3 separate regions of the Homo sapiens genome follow, and regions 1 and 3 are each linked to region 2. A link is a contact called in ENCODE Hi-C data. All regions are on one chromosome and are shown on one strand. Each heading gives the region's core, a stretch centred on a gene start or an enhancer-like site at or near the end of the contact. The rest is flanking DNA. Distances are from core to core; before and after follow the strand shown.

Region 1 (3,252 bases), core at 140-2,639, 1.4 Mb after region 2:
ATACATGGTTATCCCAAGCATGACATTAGACAGTGTGCACAAGACACGGTAACAGGAGGACCCAGTATTCCCAGTACACCAGCTACCATGCCCAAAAGGTCTGTTCTCAGAGAGAAAGTATTCATCTGCATGTGTGAGGTCCTCACCTTTTGGTTGTCAAGTTGAAGACAGGACCTATATTTTCCACTTTCTACTGTGATATGGTCTATAAAATGGTAATGGGATCTATCCGTGTCCAGCAGCTGCACAATTAATTCTGTCATCCATCTGACCAGAAGATGGACCACACATGGGTACTTTAACTCCTACACTTTAGACCTTCTGGACTTTATTTATGCTCTCCACAAAGTAGGATTAAAATATGAAACAGTCTGAGTGAATGTGGTTCAGAGTGGGGGAGGGGAGTGGTCAGAGATCCTACAGACTGAATCACTAACTCTTAGCGAGTAAATTTGGTGAATTTCTTGCTTTCTCAAGCCAAAAAAAAAAGGGCAATGATAGAAGAACAGCTTCTTAATAAAATTATGTTAGGTATCTCACTTTAAAAATTAGGCCTAGGTCAGACTCACCTCTATAATCCCAGGACTTTGGGAGGCTGAGGTGGGAAGATCACTTGATCCCACGAGTTTGAGACCAGTGACCAGTGACCAGCGCCACTGCCCTCTAGCCTGGGCAAGAGAGCAAGACTCTGTCTCAAAACAAAAAAAAAAAAAACAGGCCTAATTGTGCCAACAATCTTGAACACAAATCTGTAATATCAATCAGTGACTCAGAAAGCAACATAACTTTGCTATTTCCATTTGCAAAAAAAAAAAAGAAAAGAAAGGCGAGATGCTATCCCTTCATTGATAAACTTGTTAAATACAAATACATTATCTTTAAACAGTAAGAATATAATGTAATGTAACTGCCTCAATAATAAAACTGACCAATAACATAGAAAAATGAAGCAGAAAAAAAAAATAGAGACTATTCTAGTCCAAGCTTCAGCGTTAATATTTTTTTAAACAAAGAACGAAAAATTATTATTCCCATTATCTTTTCATATGGTTATCCGAGGGATTTGTGTTGAATACAAGAAATCCCTCCCCGCTCTGACTTCTAAAGAAACAGGAAGGAAATGTTCAGCATTTTCATGCTCTAAATATAGCTACAAGTGGAAAGAGATGCCCATGGCAGCACAGCAATGACTTCAAGTCTGCAGCCTGACGAGGTGCAGTACAATAAGCTCTTCTGTGGACAGAGTCATTTCCTATCAAGAGAAGTTTCCAGAAACAGAAAAGGGCTGACTCCACTCTCAGAAATCCAGGTACAGCAGCGGCAGAGCACCCTCTGGGCTGGACTCACTGAGTGGCAAGCGGGAAGCCAAGAGGAAGTGCATTCCTATGGCGCTGACTACCTCCAAGCCAAGCCCCAATTCCTAGGGGATGCCCCTCTGTCCAAAGCCATACGCCAACAGGAAAACACCCCTGGCAACCATGTGCACAACATATTTCTTGGGCAGAGACCTATTTCTTAGAGTGCTGTTGTCGATGATATAACCTTAAAGCATACCAAGAGGAAAACAGGGGGTTAATGTGTATTTAGGGCATTTTCCTGCAGAATGTCTGTGGGTTTTCTCCACTTGAAAAACTGAAACTGAAGCTGAAATCAGACTTCTGTTTAGGATTCAGATAATTAGGACATTTGGCTTTAAATGAATCACATACCTTGTAGTGACAGATATGGCCTTGCTAGAGGAACGTTCTGACAAACTTGCCTCCCTGGATATGATAAACCAGTGAGCCAAGAATAGAGCTCAATTCTTTGACCAGGTCTAAGATAAAAAGTTGGAGATAAGCCCACACCCACTCTACAAACGCACCTGACAGCCTTGGAGAAAGCCCAAGTCAGGAGGAGGTCAACTCTTGATGAAGAGGAGGGAAAGGGGAGCAGTGGGTGTGCAGGGTCTAGAACACACCACAATTCTACTGTACCCCTTGGCAAACTAGGGGCAGCCTATGGACTCCTTCTCAGAAAGACTTTTTTAATGCATAAAATAAAATACACAGGACTGCAGAGGAAATCAATGATATTGAAATACTGTTACCAAAATATTTTTTATATTTATTTATTTATTTTATTTATTCATGTATTTTGAGACAGAGTCTCACCCTGTTGCCCAGGCTGGAGTGCAGTGGTGCAATCTCAGCTCACTGCAACCTTTGCCTCTGGGATTCAAGTGATTCTCCTGCCTCAGCCACCCTAGTAGCTGGGATTACAGGCACCCGCCACCACGCTCAGCTAATTTTTTATTTTTGGTAAGAGACAGGATTTTGCCATGTTGGCCATGCTGGTCTCAAACTCCTGGCCTCAAGTGGTCCGCCCACCTCGGCCTCCCAAAGTGCTGGTATTACAGGCATGAGCCACCGCGTCTGGCCCCCCAATTTTTTTTTTAATTGGTAAATGGCAATACCTGCAGCTTGTATCTTAACACATTAAATAATACTATCTAGCAACAGGTGCAACAACCACCGTAATTTCAAAGTGGTGATGAATACTGGTATTTCAACACACCTGTTAATCATCTCTAATGTGACATGAAAATATTAGATTTCTATTGGTGACAAAGTCACAAACAGCACTAATACTACTGTGACTTATGTCCAACCTTCCAAAGTGAAAGAATTGCCAAATTTTGGCTAGAAGTTAGGGAAAATGAAAGTGTAATATTTTCCCATGCAAGTTCACAGGTTTCCCTGAAACCTTGTGCAGTTATGAAACTCATGTGACAACCTAATTTTACCTTCCATTCCTGCAGTTTTTCCAGAATAATGCAGAGACCTACACGGGAGCCATGGCCCAGCAAGAGCCAAAAACTACCTGTATGCATGGGAGGGTGGAGGTTGTACAACAAGGACAGTCCACCACCCATGGCTGTGGCTCGGGGAGGAGCACTATGGGACCAATATCTCTATTTCTGCTATACCCCACATGTGGGCCAAGGTTTCTTTTTTTTTTTTTTTTTTTTTTTTGAGATGGAGTCTCACTCTGTTGCCAGGCTAGAGTGCAGTGGCGCGATCTCGGCTCACTGCAACCTCCATCTCCCGGGTTCAAGCAATTCTCCTGCCTCTGCCTCCCAAGTAGCTGGGACTACAGGCACGTACCACTATGCCCAGCTAATTTTTGTATTTTTAGTAGAGACAGGGTTTCACCATGTTGGCCAGGATGGTCTCAATCTCTTGACCTCGTGATCCGCCCGCCTCTGCCTCC
Region 2 (3,313 bases), core at 597-3,096:
ATCATTAAGCCACCATAGTCTTCTCAAACCCTGAAGAAATGATCAAAACTCAGATGTTTCCTCAGAACCCAAGTTTATTCTGCTAACAAGTAAACCTCAGAAATGGGCCTAGAATTTTATCTCTGATCACAGTTATGTCTACTACAGACTATAGAATCCATGATTTAAAGACATATTCTTCCAGGCATAAAAGCAGAGTGGTATTTGAAAAGACGAGCGTACTCCATCAAAATGTGATGAAGAAATCATAACAGAATGCCCTAAAAATAGCCAAATATGCCAAATTTTTAGAAATTGAGACGTGTCCAATTATTCCTGTCAGACTGGTATCCTATTACTTAGAAGATCTTGTTTCACATATTATAAATGGGTAGACTTTCAGTTTGACTTTAATCATCTTTTCATTTAAAAGTTTTTGTCATCAATGATATTTAAGCTAAAAAAGGTTTCTTACAGTTACAATTAGGTAAACTATAACCATGAAGATATATATATATATATTTAGAAAATTTTATTAGAAAAACCATTTGCTGTTCACTAATCCTAATTTGGAAAGCACCTCTTCTTCACCTTTTACTTAACTATCCCAGGACAATTACACACGGAGCATGATAGTCCCAATAATTTAAGTTTCTTTATAAAAACAAGCTCAACAGAGTCACCCTTTGCACCTAGTCACAGCAACAAAAGAAAACAAAACACCAAAAAACTTCAAAGCCCACAAAGATTTGTTGGCAGCCTAAGGCTCAGGAATCAAAACGTGTGTAAATCTGATCCCGGGGGACCGTGGCACTGACAGTCATTCAACTTTCTTTTTAATATTCCCATTGTGCTTTTTCTGGTACCACAGGGAAAATGTACCTACATTTTACCAACCGGTCGAAGCTGAAAATTCTCTTGGTGCAAGGCCAGGGGATGCGGCCGTGGGGCGGCCGGGGGAGCCCGGGGCACCGGCGCCAGCCACACGAGAGAGCAGTACCACGCTCTTGGCAGGCCTGCTGTGGCTGGCTCCCGAGTCCCTGGGGCTGCAAGAGCAGCCGCGGAGGCAGCAGCAGCAGCCATGGCAGGGACTCGGAAACCTTTCCCCTGCCTCCTCCGCTAGGCCTCGAGGGGTTTGCTTTTCACATGGCCCCCGGGTGGGGGCGGTGGGCACAAGGCAGTGGCTGCAGCTGCAGCCGGAGCCGCAGCCGCGGGCCAGGCGAGCCTGGCTCACTCGGAACCCGACCTAACGGCGGGCTGGCAGCAGCGGGACGTCAGAAGGCCCTGGCTGAAGCGCCGACGACCCGGCGGGGAAGGCCACCTTTCCACACACCACATCTCTCCCCTGCCTGCCTCCTTCTCCGTTAGCGCTACCGGTTGGCGGGCGGGGGAGGGGAGCAAGGCGCGTTATTCCCGGGGAGCTGGACGGGGGAGGGAAGGGCATCTCTTACCCGCGTTACTGAGGAGGAGGAGGCGGTTGGAGCGCGGCGCGGCGGGGCGACGGCGGGGCTGGGTGGGTGCAAGTAAGAGTCTTACGAAAGGGAATTAACCCCATCACCAGCCCGGACACCGGCTCCAGCGGCAGCCGCGGCTGGCAGAATCCCGCCCCTTCCCACCACGCACTAGCCCCGCCTCTTCGTTCTCTTTGAGCGGCAGCCGACTATTCATAGGTTGTACGTCCCCGGAGTGACATGAGTTTTGCCCAATCAAGCTTGAAAAAAACTGTCTTCTCTCCACCCCTTTACCTCCTCCCAGGCCGCGGAGAGCCGTGCCAAATCTTCCTCCAACCTCAAGAGAAAAAGAACCAATCCGTGGTAAGTAACCGCCCTTGAAGGACGCAAAAGCCAACCAATGGTAAAACTAGGAGGACAGCCATTTTGCCCACTTGTAAAAGAGCTACCTTTTCCCACGAGTTGGAGCCTGAGGTGCGGAGTTTCGTGAGTTTTTACTGACTCGAGGTATTTAAAAGACAACCAGATCTCCTCAGTGGGTATTTATAGTGCTTTTTAGGGGTAAAGGAAAATTATCCTCCATGTGGGGCGAAGTGAGGCATGCTGCTTAAGGGGTTGGCTCCTCCCCTTAGCGCTAACGGGTTCTGAAACGAACACCTGGTTTCTCCAGCTTCAGTGGCGGAGGGCGGGGTGATTGCTCTTTTCGGCCTGGAGCGGACTACGATTCCCAACATGCTTTTCCCCTACTCATAACTTCTCCTCCGTTCACTTGTCGCGGTGCTTGGCTGGAATTGTAGTTCCTGAGAGGTACCCATGCCGCCGCTTCAGCCAATGAAAAGGGACAGAGTTTTGAATGACTTGAAATTAGGGCGGAGAACGAGTTGTCGCGAGGCTGTACAGAGCCCTTTTCGCAACCCTAACGGGAGAGAAGTGATGGAAGAAGGGTAGCCGGAAGAGTTTCCTCAAAATACCATAGGGGTTTTAAATTATTAGTACGTATTTAAACTCATCTACTTTCACGTTGTCCCGTTGAACGTCACTTCCGCTTAGGGGCGGACACGTCCCAAACCTGTGGCGGGAGTTGGAGATTCTGCGGCGAATACGCCAGGTGTGACTGGCTGGAAGTGGCGTGGCTGGCAAGTCGCTAGTTTCTTGCATGGGAGATAAAAAGTTGAACGGAATTTAATGGCATTTTAAGAAAGAGTGGGTGACATGGGATGGGGGTAATTTCCAGGGCCCTTATTACTTTCTCCACCCCGGCCTTCAATCGCGGGCGTCTCGGCCTGCTCGCTATTAGATTGCACGGCTAAATTTGTAGAAAGTACCTCTACTGCCTTTAGTCTTCGCGTGGTCAGTTTGAACTGTAAAGACAGGGCTCCGAAGTTCTGAACTACATTTACAGACACACTTTTTTTTTTTTTTTTTGAGACGGAGTCTTGCTCTGTCCCCAGGCTGGAGTGCAGTGGTGGGATCTTGGCTCACTGATTCACGCCATTCTCCTGTCTCAGCCTCCGGAGTAGCTGGGATTACAGGCGCGCGCCACTCAGCCCAGCTAATTTTTTGTATTTTTAGTAGAGACGGGGTTTCACCATGTTGGCCAGGATGGTCTCGATCTCCTGACCTCGTGATCCGCCCACCTTGGCCTCCCAAAGTGCTGGGATTACAGGCGTGAGCCACCGCGCCCGGCCACAAACACACTTCTAAAGTCAGCTTGGAAGGAAAAGAGTCACAGAAAAGGGCTTTTCTGTTTGAAGGATTGATAATCAAGAGTGGCCCCATCACCACTCTTTGAGTAACGACCATTTATTAAACGAGTGGCAGACAGGCGCGGTGGCTCAGACCTGTAATCCTAGCACTTTGGGAGGCCGAGGCGGGAGGATTAC
Region 3 (3,401 bases), core at 294-2,793, 1.3 Mb after region 2:
AAACTAATTAAAAAGTAAATGGGGGAAAATTAGCTTGGAAAGGGCTTGCTGAACTGCTGACAGCGTGGAGTACTGAGGTGAAAAACAAATGCGAAAGAGATTTGGCAGAATCCAAAAAGAACACCATCAGAATGAGCAATGAGGCCACAGCTAACTGCCTGCTATAAGTCAGAGTGAGGAGTCAGTAACATACGTGAAGATAAAAAAGGAAGTTCCCTGGACAAGAGCGAGCACACAGACTAGAGCAAAGGAAAGAGGAGGGTGAGGAGGGGAGAAGGCTGATCCCTGCTACAGAAAGCAAAAAACAGCAGCAGCGTGCATACACATACACATACGCACTAAGGACAGAAAATCTAACCCAGTGTAATCTGAGGCCCTCTTAAGGAAAACAGAGAGGAGACCAAATGTAGATGGGGCACAATGGGCTGGCTAAGCCATCACAAATCAGCTCTTAATTACAGACTGAAGCCTTCCTGGTGTGTGGAGCAGATTTCCTGGCACTGGCGGGAGACATCCCCCCACCAACCCCAACAACTATTATTGGGCCATCCTGCTCCTTTCCATTAGTGCAGGAAACAAGGCAGAGACACCATCTTGTGTGCCTTTTATCTGAGCCATTTATGGCAGAGACAGGTCATTTCATTTGGTCGGGGTGGGGGATACATGGGAAAGAAAAACGGAGTGAATGTGCCCAAGGACACTACTCTGAAACTAGAGCTGCATTTGGAAATGCAGTCTCCTGAAATGAGAGGCTGGCGAAGAACTAGTTTTCCATCGAAGAGCATACAGCTATGCAACACTATTACACTGTAATTTCATGCAGAATATAAAGTCCTACTTACCATTCTGAGCCTCCTCAACTACTCTGCTGGTCCTCCTTCCAAGAACAGGGGTACGTATGTCATGCATTTGCTGCCTTCACAAGATAATGAACTTGCAACAGCCCAGGTACTGTGGCATTACTTAATAATGCTAATATTAGTATTTATGCTGTGCCAAGCTCCATTTAAATTCCTTTACTCCTATGAATTCAGTTGTTCCTCTCAATAACTCAACCAAGTAAGGGAGTAGTGCCATCTCCACTTCACAGAGGAAACAGGTCAAGAAAGTTCAAGAAAGTAACTCTCTCGCTCAAGGGACAGGAGGCAGGAACAAGATTTGAAACCAATACTCCTAACAACTTCACCAGAAGTTCCCAAATTCAAACACTCCCACTTTACTGTGTTTTTGTGATTCCGTAATTTTTTCAGGATCTCCTAAAAGAACTCATAAAAGCTCCATTTACTGAGTAGTTAGGTCCCAACAACTTAGTAGTGATGGTTAAGTGGTGCCTGACAGATGTCTCTCTGTGTTTCCTCAAAGTTTTAAAATATCCCATGCCAGCCTTGTGACTTTGCTGTGGCACTCCGGGGCACCTCAGGACAGTTTGGAATTCACACAACTATACTATCCCGGCTTCCTCATTCTGGTGAGGAAAAAGCATTAGGGTGCAATAATTGAACTGTCTGTTCGTTAAAGTAGATGAGTCACCGGCATGGGAGAGAGAAGAATCCTGTTAACTTCCTTCTTAGCCATCAAAAACATCTGAGCCCCTTAGCTCTCACAGCAGGTTTTCCCACCTGGCCCAGGTGGGCTTTTCCAGCCTTGTCTCCTGCCACTCCCACCCCTACAGTAAACTGTGCACTGCAGAAGCAGCTACACAAGCCTTGTTGCCCACCTTGGGCCCCTCTGCACCTGCCACATGTGCTCTCTTCTTGCTTTCTCGCTCAGCCATTTCCTGCTCCTGGGTGACTGAGCTCCTCCTTGATGAAGCCGCTGCACCCCGACAGGTGGCTCGCTGCTACTTCCTCTGGGTTCCCAGCCCACTCCACCGCACTCACACCTCCCTGGGCTTCCTCAAATTCTCTAATTACTGGCCACTGACATGTCCATCTCCCCTGGCCCTTTGCTTATCAACTTCTGCAAAGTAGGACTGGGATCTTACTCATCTCTGTGGCTTTCCCAGAGACTATGGACAGTAAATGATACACAGCCTTTAAGAAGTTTTAATTAGTAAAGAATGGAACAACAGAATGAAGCATTGCTTAAGGAACCACGTGAAGTATAACAGAATCAATGAATAAAAGAAAGGATGTGGCAGGCTAATCGAATGAATAGTCCCAATTAAGAGTCTCCCTGTATCCCATTCCCCTTGCAATAAGACTCAACAGCAACTCCCATCAACAAGTCTATATCCTTACCCTTTGAATCTGGGCTAGTCTTGCACCTTGCTTTGGCTGATAAAATGCAGAAGTCACAGTACACCAGGTCCCAACCTGGGCCTCCAAAGGTACTGCATGCTTCTACTTCCTTCTTAGAACCAAGCAGATGGCCTGGGCTAGCCTGCCACAGGACGGCAGACCATGTGGAAGGGAGCCCCGTGGAACCCATCCTAGACCAGATCCAGCCAGCCTACCCCTCAAATACATAAGAAAGCCCAGCTGAGACCAGCAGCCTGACCCCTCACCCTGCCCCCTGCATCAGTAGTGAACCCAGCTAAGACTAAAAGAACGACCCAACTCACCCACAGACTAGTGAACACCAATGAAGGCTTACTGTTTTAAGCCATTAAGTTTTGGGACAGGGTGTCATGTGGTAACAGTTAACTGATACGTTGAATTAATGAACAGCCTAATTTATGATAGTGAAGTTCCTAGGAGGCTGGGGTTATGAGTCTTTGTTCTGTGTCAGACTGAGAACCACAGTTCTTAAACATGGTGTTGCAACAAGTCGAGATACATCAAGATCTGCTGTGGGGGCATTTGCACAAAGTATTTCTGAATTTTGCAAGTGATTAAGTTAGTGTAGATTCATCATCACCCTCATCTATACCACTGTGACTCACTTAAGCTTTCTTGAAAAGGAAAGTGGAAGAGTAGGACCAAGAACCTGCTTCTCATTTCCACTGACACCTTCTGCCAGCCAGTAATAGTAACAGCAGTGTTTATTAATCACCTGTCTTATTCTCCCCCTATGTACATCATCTGTCACATGAACCAGCTCTCAAAGAATCTCAATTTTTGGTGAAGATGTCAAATCCTTTAAGGAAAGGGCAAGGCATAAGAACATCTTTAAACATCTAGTACTGTACTCACATCTAGCATACAAAAGACATGGTCTTCTGCCCTCAGGGACTCATCTGGTGGAACTAAACAGTCCTTTTCTCTCAGAAGAGGACCAAATAAGAGCCCAGTCTTATTTTTTCTAACTGTAAGTCAGAAATCCACAGCAGGAGGTGAGCCCCAGGGCTTGTCTTCTAAAATGAAAAAGCCCAGGTAACAAAACCAACCTTATTTACAGCCATCTATTTGGGAAATCACCCAAAGTCAATCATACTTCTTAAATGAAGGACTTTAATGAAT

The links. Hi-C counts contacts between places; a loop is a spot of excess contacts on that map. Pooled maps may share reads with other maps.
Region 1: a loop to region 2 is called in a pooled map, with 4 times the contacts of the local background. The contact joins the enhancer-like site here to the promoter of ZRANB3 in region 2. A Hi-C loop is called at or near these places in 5 of 168 maps with a recorded cell type or tissue (CD4-positive, alpha-beta T cell, CD4-positive, alpha-beta memory T cell, CD8-positive, alpha-beta T cell and 2 more) and 6 of 50 pooled maps.
Region 3: a loop to region 2 is called in a pooled map, with 5 times the contacts of the local background. The contact joins the enhancer-like site here to the promoter of ZRANB3 in region 2. A Hi-C loop is called at or near these places in 2 of 50 pooled maps.

What each region holds. Positions count from the first base shown.
Region 1 is chr2:134,135,453-134,138,704 of GRCh38, reverse strand. It overlaps a transcript of MGAT5 not described here. Among named protein-coding and RNA genes, the nearest start is that of MIR3679, 10 kb to the right of the region's middle. Within about 2 kb of position 1,389, at least 17 of the 41 ENCODE cell types and tissues checked have a DNase peak (open chromatin) inside an H3K27ac peak, as active enhancers do.
Region 2 is chr2:135,529,751-135,533,063 of GRCh38, reverse strand. ZRANB3 (zinc finger RANBP2-type containing 3) reads left to right here and starts at 1,846. Exons shown (of 21, transcript NM_032143.4): 1 at 1,846-1,937. R3HDM1 (R3H domain containing 1) reads right to left here and starts at 1,580. Exons shown (of 27, transcript NM_001378107.1): 1 at 1,431-1,580. RefSeq lists a silencer at 1,414-1,603 and enhancers at 1,571-1,865, 1,834-2,103, 2,454-2,533.
Region 3 is chr2:134,217,578-134,220,978 of GRCh38, reverse strand. It overlaps a transcript of MGAT5 not described here. Among named protein-coding and RNA genes, the nearest start is that of MGAT5, 35 kb to the left of the region's middle. RefSeq lists an enhancer at 1,960-2,029 and a silencer at 2,934-3,003. Within about 2 kb of position 1,543, at least 11 of the 41 ENCODE cell types and tissues checked have a DNase peak (open chromatin) inside an H3K27ac peak, as active enhancers do.